Regions from separate parts of the Homo sapiens genome. Here region 1 is linked to region 2. The links are chromatin contacts, found by Hi-C or POLR2A ChIA-PET in ENCODE. All regions are on one chromosome and are shown on one strand. The core of a region is the stretch at or near the end of the contact, and the rest is flanking DNA. Distances in the headings are between cores, read along the strand shown. Region 1 overlaps CRY1 (cryptochrome circadian regulator 1). Region 2 holds the start of MTERF2 (mitochondrial transcription termination factor 2).

What was found. Hi-C counts contacts between places; a loop is a spot of excess contacts on that map. ChIA-PET counts read pairs that join two places held with the same protein, here RNA polymerase II (POLR2A). Pooled maps may share reads with other maps.
Region 1: a loop to region 2 is called in a map of gastrocnemius medialis, with 5 times the contacts of the local background. The contact joins the enhancer-like site here to the promoter of MTERF2 in region 2. A Hi-C loop is called at or near these places in 10 of 168 maps with a recorded cell type or tissue (IMR-90, PC-3, ascending aorta and 7 more) and 22 of 50 pooled maps. POLR2A ChIA-PET finds 5 or more read pairs at or near these places in 6 of 52 experiments (AG04449, AG04450, BJ and 3 more).

Annotation. Positions count from the first base shown.
Region 1 is chr12:107,025,717-107,029,678 of GRCh38, reverse strand. All of the region lies in intron 1 of CRY1 (cryptochrome circadian regulator 1), which reads left to right. Among named protein-coding and RNA genes, the nearest start is that of MTERF2, 41 kb to the right of the region's middle. Within about 2 kb of position 1,923, at least 8 of the 41 ENCODE cell types and tissues checked have a DNase peak (open chromatin) inside an H3K27ac peak, as active enhancers do; they include CD4-positive, alpha-beta T cell and gastrocnemius medialis, where a contact is called at or near this core.
Region 2 is chr12:106,984,439-106,988,523 of GRCh38, reverse strand. It overlaps MTERF2 (mitochondrial transcription termination factor 2), which reads left to right and starts at 1,378. Exons shown (of 3, transcript NM_001033050.3): 1 at 1,378-1,555; 2 at 3,299-3,409.

The DNA.
Region 1 (3,962 bases), core at 674-3,173, 41 kb before region 2:
AAACACATTTTAGAAATTTTGTAGAGGAATTTTCAGTTGTCATAATGATTGATTTTTTTTTTTTTTTTTTTTGAGGCAAGACCTCACTCTGTCGCCCAGGCTGGAGTACAGTGTGCAGTGGCATGATTACAGCCAGCTCAGTGCAGCCTCAACCTCCCAGGCTCAATTGATCCTCCTGCCTCAGCCCACCCCAAGTAGTTAGGACTACAGGCATACGCCACCACGCCCAGCTAGTTTTTTTGTACTTTTTGTAGAGATGAGATCTCCCTATGTTGCTCAGGCTGGTCTCAAACTCCTGCGCTCAAGTGATCCACCCACCTTGGCTTCCCAAAAGTGCTAGGATTACAGGCATGAGCCCCTGTGTCCGGCCAGTTGTCACAATGATTGGAAGGTGCTAGTGGAATTAGTAAGGAGAAGCCAAGAATGGAAGATTTCTTTCAGTACTCAGAGTAATCCCTCAAAATAAATAGTTGTCTCTAGGTGCCATAGTGTGCATGCACGTAGTCCTGACTATTCAGGAACCGAGATGGGAGGATCACTTGAGTCCAGGAATTTGAGGCCAGCCTGGGCAACATAACGAGACCCTGTCTCTAAAGTAAATAAGTAAATAAAATAGTTTTTCTGAGTTACACATAAATTTCAAATGTTCTTCCAGATGTTTAATGTAAGTGAAAAACTTATTCATAATTGTCTGAACCTAGAGCCTAAATCTTTATGTATAAACAGTAGGTATTTTTTACACAATTTTAATATACACTGAGTTTCCCTGGAATGTATTTATCACCTATATAAATAAAGGAAAGATTGTACTTTGCTTTTTTTTCTGAACTTTCCTGTCTTGGTCAATATTTCAGAAAATCACATCACCAAAGGCAATATCACTCATGGTGTATGATGTTTGAGTCGCCAGTAACACAACTGTGTTAGTCTGTTTTGTAGCTGTTAAATTTTAAATGATTCTGTATGTAGGTGTGGACACTGAGTTTTAATTCATTGTCTCCTTATATCATGCCCACATATTTACCTCTAGAAGTACATGTTACTTCTTTTTAAAATATTAATGACTTTCCTTTAATTTCTCCTATATGTTTCAATTAGAGCATGATATTAATGCTTTAAAATTGTGTGTATGGAAATGTTATATTATCTAGGTCTTTTATTTCAGGATTTAAAAGAGGGCATTGCAAAATATTAGTTATAAAAAGTGATATAGGTCTACTGGTTTATGGCTTTTAGAGTGTGGCAAATGCAAAGTTTGCTTTTAAAATATATATTTCATCTTTATTGAACATTAAACTCTTATCTTCAGGGAAAGTGTGTATCACAAATATCCAGACAATTTAGGTAAAATTAAGTTAGATGAAAGCACTAAAAATTTGTAACAAACCAGAAAAAAGAGCATATGTAAATTTTATTAAATTTACACACACACAAATTGTTATATTTTTTAAATCTCTAATAAAATATAATAGACTTTGGTTAATGACTGAGAATCTCCATTTTTTTTCTTTATGATGGTGTATACAGAACTTTAGTTTTTTCTACATTTAACTCTTGTTTTATGTGGATAATAAGGTTATTCTCCTTGTAGTTTTAGTGATTTTAGTTTATATTCTTTGAATCAGTTCTTTGGGGTCAGCAATGAGTTGTTCCTGTTTAGATATTGTAAGTGTAGTTTTTATTGCTGAGTGTGTAAGATATATTTTACAAACTAGCATACAGAACCACATGGCTTTATTCTGGCATGGTACATGTTCTTAATGCCTTGTGTTCAGCAGCAATAGGATTATGTTGTATCTTACCATTGCCTTTTTTGGACTATTTCATAGACAGAACTAGAAATTCTAGTTATATAAAGCTGTTCTAGCACAGACTGGTAAGTAGGTCATTGTGACGGAGTATACTAAACCGTCCACTGGTTGCTATAGCAATGACCTACTTTAGGAAAATATTTCTGTTGATTCATGTTGAAGTCATCTTTTGGAAGTGGTATAAGGAAGCTTACTGCATATAATTTTTAAAATAACAGCAATAGATAGTGATCTCTGGAGGAAAAAAATCCTTAAAATGTTTAAAGTGAAGAAATATATATTTTGTCACCTAATGCCTCTTCAATTTAAAGTGGTGTGTTCAGTATTGTAATTAAATAATATGAGGACTGTGCTTCTATGTAGGCAGTACAATTATATGAAGGGATATAGTGAGTTTTACTATCATTTGGCCTATTTAAAAAGCAACCTGTTGTATGTAGTTAATAGCAGTAATAACGGAGCCATCAAATGGGTGTAGTTCAAGAAAATAATATATATGCCAAATTGGAGAAGGTCTGAAAGTATGTTCCTGTTAAGATGATATCATATGTATTTTCAGTGGAATATATTAAAAATAAATCATTCATTTCATTCAATATTGAGTGTCCCAGAGCACATGCATTTCTATTACATTAAAGTTGAACTTGGTGTGTTCTTTGGAACACACTGAATCTGAACTCTAACAGATCTAATCCTTTCCCAGTTAAGGGTAAAGGATTGAGCATTAGATTTTGTATAGTTTTGAAGTAACATTATTCGTTCAGCATTAAAGAGAAATCACACACATCACTGAGTTGATACTTTGAACCTGGGCTGTTAGAGGTATTATCAAGGAAAAATTATATGCTTAGAGATTAGTTGAGTCTTAATTGCGTTGTACCTTGTTTTATAATATTTATAGTCACATTGACCTTGCTACTGGGAAAGGTTTCCTTCAAATCATAGTTCAAAGTCACATTCAGATGAAGTTGTGAATTCAAAGTAATTCTGTATACAGGTGTAGGCATCCAACTAATTCACGTTTTCTTTTGTCATGCCCAAGTATTTACATATAGAAATGCATGGGGTGTTTTCTTTAAAAAAAAAAAAAAAAAAAAACAGGAATTATTCTCAAGGGAAAATAACAACTTCTGTTTGATACATATCTACCATGTGCTAGAGACTCTACTAGGTGATTTTATGAGGCTCCTAATCCTTTCAACAGTTACACAAGACACCCCTACTAGGTCATTTGATCCTGTTTCTAATCTTTTCAACAAATTATACAAGGCACATAATGAGATTTGTTTGCCAAATATAGAAACCAAAATATAGATTAAGAAAACTGTAGTTAGGGCCAGGCCTGATGGCTCATGCCTGTAATCCCAGCACTTGGGGAGGCTGAGGCAGGTGGATCACCTGAGGTCAGGAGTTCAAGACCAGCCTGGCCAACATGGTGAAACCCTATCTCTACTAAAAATACAAAAATAATTAGCCAGGGTGGTAGCACACTCCTGTAATCCCAGCTGCTTGGGAGGCTGAGGCGCAAGAATTGCCTGAACCTGGGAGGTGGAGGCTGCAGTGAGCTGAGATCGTGCCACTGCACTCCAGCCTGGATGACAGAACAAGACTGTGTCTCAGAAAGAGAGAGATGGGGAGAACTGACTTAATTTGAAATCCATTAGGAGGAGGTTTTATTTTATATATATATGTAATATATATATATATATTTTATATATATATGTAATATATATGTAATTATATATAATATATATATTTTATATATATGTTATATATATAATATGTATAATATGAGGTAAAATTTTTTCATCCTCTGAAGGACATAATGTACCTCAGAGGTTCAGAAGATGTAGAAGTGACTTTAAGATGGAAGATTTAAGGTTAGTGTGATATGAACTTAAAGGGATAGGAATTGGGAAAGGTATTCCAAGCCAAGGAAAGGCCCTGGAGCACATTCCAGGAGATTGAATGTGTGCTGAAAGAGAAGTTTGGTTTGGTGTGAGAGAAAGGGGTATGAGGTAGGAAATCAACCTAGAACCCTAGGTTAGTAGCCAAGCAAAATGATTTGTTGTGTATTGTATAGGGAATGAGTCGTTGAAAACCTTTGTATGGGAAGGTGTGCCTCATGAAGATCTGGAATTGCATATAAAA
Region 2 (4,085 bases), core at 129-2,628:
ATTTCCTTTTCCTAAGTGCAAATGACACACTTTGGTTAGTCTGGACCCCAAATCATTTTATTTCAGGAAAAAGTGTGCAATAAATCTATGCATAATAGAGTTTTTATATTCGGATAACTCAGGAGTTGCTGGACAAACACCCCCCAGCTGTACACATGAGTTGCTCAGATCATTCTAGAATATCCTAGAGATCAGAGGTGGGTGATCTTGAGGAGCCAGGATTCTTGCTGCTACTCAGTGGAGTTAAATGCACGTGTGAGCTCCTCTCAATATAGCCTGTTGAGCCTAAACTGCATAGTGAGACTAGACTCAAAGATTTAGTTAACATTTCCTGAGTTCCTACTGTGTGCCCAGCATTGTTGACAGAAAAAATAATCAGTAGCCTCAAGGAATTCACTCCACAGGGTGCGAGGGCAGTCTGTATGCCAGTGCCACCGACGGCAGAACTGTGCACAGTGTGCTACGAACACCTGACAGCAGACACCTCCAGCTGGGAAAACCAGTTTTCCTGACTCCAACTCCACACAAACAGAATCACCAGGCCCAGCTCAGGGCACCCTGTCCTCGATAACACTTAACTAGGTGTGATTAGTCACGTTATTAGTTGTTGATATCTCTGCCCTCCACTAGAATGTAAGCTCCATAAGGACAGGGAATGTGTTTTATTCCCCCTCTATTTTCTCATTGCTGTTTCAATATGCTTGGCACTTAGCAGGCCTGCCATAAATACTTGTTTTTTGGATGGATAAATGTGAAAATAAATGAGAGAGACATTCAGCCTGGCTTTAAGGAGAAATTAACGTGTTTAGTGTATGAGGTTGGGCATCACCGGTAATAATTAGAATGGAAACCACTTGGCAGTTTATCAGAAAAGGGGAGTATTTAGGTGAAGGTGGCAAGGAGGGAGAGAAAGGAGAATGGCTTTTAAAGACAGTCGCTAACTGCTGGGGTAGGGTGGGGGCGGGGAAGAGTTCAGATGTGTTTCAAAGAACTTTGGGGGTTTTTTAAACATTTCTTTTGTAAGTTGGTTCTTTACCTAACTGAATTATTTTGGGAACAGTGATTGGCTCTATCTTAAAGATATAGCGGTTTCTGTTACTTCTTTTTTTTCTTATATTTTCTAAGCGTCAAAGCTACTGGAACTCCGCTTCCTAAAATGCTGGGAAGGAAAGGGTGTGAAAATGCCAGATGCCCCCGCCAGCACAGGCTGGGCTGCCTGGAAAGCCGATTCCCACTCCGACTCGCCCTCGTGGTGCGGGGAGGGACGCGTAGTTGTGTCCCGCGCTCTGACTGGCTGCGTTGGGACGCGGGGGCGTGTCTTGGGGGGGCGGGGGTTGGCGGTCATCTCCCGAGCCCTGATTGGCCATGGGCGAAGGGACTGATGGCCTGGTTGGCGCTGCTGAGAACTGTCGGGAGCTTCTTGAGACCGAGGACCGAAATCCCGGCTCCAGGCCTCGGGGACTGCGGACTGTGGGGAGGCTGGCCGGAGAGAGAGGGAAGGACGGGGCCTGGCCCCCGGGACTCCCTGTGCCTTGCTTGGAGCTGACGCCGACGGGTGAGTCGCCCCCTTCCTCTGCTCCTGGGCGTGTTCCTCACCAGCGGCGCCGCAGCGGTCAGGGCCCGCAAAACCCCACGCCTCGCCAGACGCTCAGCTCAGCCTGCCGGGTTTCTCTGGAAAAGCGGAGGCCCCACAGTGAATGTGCGGCCTTTTGATCGGTCCTGGAGATCTTCCGTGGACCCTCGTTTTTCCTTGCTTATAAACGTTGGTCAATTTGAAACTGGCAGCAGGGCATATGTGTTACGAAAGAAGAACTTTATTGAAACCAGTGGTGGTGTAGAGAAGACCATACTAACCATAACTGTGTATTACAGAAGTGAATTTCACTCCCCAAAAATGCTTAAGAAACAAGCATCCTAGAACAGCCCACATTGTGATTTAACAAACATTTACCAAAAGCATTGCTATATGTGGGGGCACAGGGCTAAGAGCAGGCAGGACTCTGGAGCCAACCTGTGGGGTTTGAGTCCAAATTCTGCCGGTTTTTTGTTTTTTGTTTTTTTTTTTAGCTGAGTAACCTTGGGCAAGTTCCTTTACCTGCGTCTGTTTCCTCATTTTAAAATGAGTTGTTGTGATGATTTAATGATTTAGTATATGTGAAGAGTTTTCTGCATATTCTAAGTGATTTATGGTATTAACTCGTTTGATCTTTGCAGTCACCCAGGAGATAGTATCACCATTTTCCTGATGCCAAACTGAGGCTCAGAGAGGTGAAGTAACTTCTTCAAGTCACAACACAACTGTTGTCCAGGAATCAGGCAGTCTGGCTCTGCTAACCCAGTTTTACCCACTGCATTAATGTACCGCATCCACTTGTTCACTCAGTTTCACCTGACAAATACTAATTTTGTCTCTCTGTGGAACAAGTTCTTTGCTGGGTGCAGGGAATAAAGCAGAACACCGTTCAGTTCCTGCCTTCCCAACGCTTGTAAATCTAGTGCAGGTCATTCATGGCCGGGCTGCAGGGTGTCCATGAATCCTGCTAAAATCATTTGCGAAATGTTGTGAGCGTGGGTCTTTTCTTCTGGAAAGAGAGTCTGTGACTCTCAGGTTCTGAGTTGATCTGTGATCCAAACAGAGGTGTGAAGAAGTGTTGTTTTAGCAGATCTGTGCCTAGTATGCCTGATACACAGCTTGAACTTCAAACAAACAGCAACAAAATTCCTACTGGTTGGAAGAATGAAGAACTTGTAAGAGCATAATAAGTGCTGCAGTAGCGTCCGGAGCAGGGTGCTGTGGAAGAGCACACAGAAGGCCACCTGCCCAGGAATGCCTCCTAGAGGCAGTGAAGGCAGCTGGGTGAAGGATAGGGAAGCAGTTCATTGGAACACTGTGGTGACCAGTCTGTCCATGTAGTGTTGAGACAGAAACAACACGTGAACAGCTGCAGCTGTTGTACCACTTGTGCGCAAGTGTAAAAGTCCATGGTGCCATGAAATCATGTAATGGGGACAGGAGGCTTCATGTATTCGTGAAGGTTAGAAAAGTTTCCTTGAGAAAGTGACACTTAGGCCTAAAAGTTGGAGCATTTTGGGCATGGAATCTGGCCCACAGTCTTCAAAGACCACATGGTAGAAACCAGTAGAGCACCAGGGACTGACAGGAAGCAAATGCAGCTGGTGCAGGAGAGGGAAATGGGAATTAGGGTGGTGGCAGAGCCCAAAGAGGCCTTGTAGGCCATGGTAAGGCATTTCTATGTTTTATTTTACTTTGTCTTTATCCTAAAATGCCATTGGCAAGTTTATTGCAGGGAACTGACAAGATCACATTTTGAGAAGAAGTTGGAAAGAATCCCAAGTGGATGAACTGAATATCTGGATGAGGACAAGATCTGTGGGGAGAGACTGTAAGGTAAGAAGAAGAGAGGTCTAGAACCAAGCCTTGAAGGTGAGCTTGTATGGGAGACAGATAGAGGGTGGCGAGAAGTATAGAAAGGGAGAAGAATCAAAAAAAGTCGAGTGTCCAGGAAGTCAAATGAGAGAATATTTCAAGGAGAAAGTGGTCAACTCTGCTAAAAGCTGCAGAAGTCAAAAGAGATAAGGAAGGCTGGGTGTGGTGGCTCATGGCTTGTATTAGTCCTTTTTCATGCTGCTGATAAAGACATAGCCAAGACTGGGCAATTTACAAAAGCAAGAGGTTTAATGGACTTACAGTGCCACGTGGTTGGGGAGACCTCACAATCATGGCGGAAGGTGAAAGGCACATCTCACATCGTGGCAGACAAGAAAAGAGTGAGAGCCAAGCGAAAGGGGTTTCCCCTTATAAAACCATCAGATCTCATGAGACTTATTCACTGTCATGAGAACAGTATGGGGGAAACCACCCCTATGATTTAATTATCTCCCACTGGGTTCCTCCCACAACACAAGGGAATTATGGGAGCTACAATTCAAGATGAGATTTGGGTGGGGACACAGCCAAACCACATCACGCCTGTAATCGACACTTTGGGATGCCAAGGTGGGCAGATCGCTTGAGCTCAGGAGTTCAAGAGCAGCCTGGAAATGTGGTGAAACCCCTTCTCTAC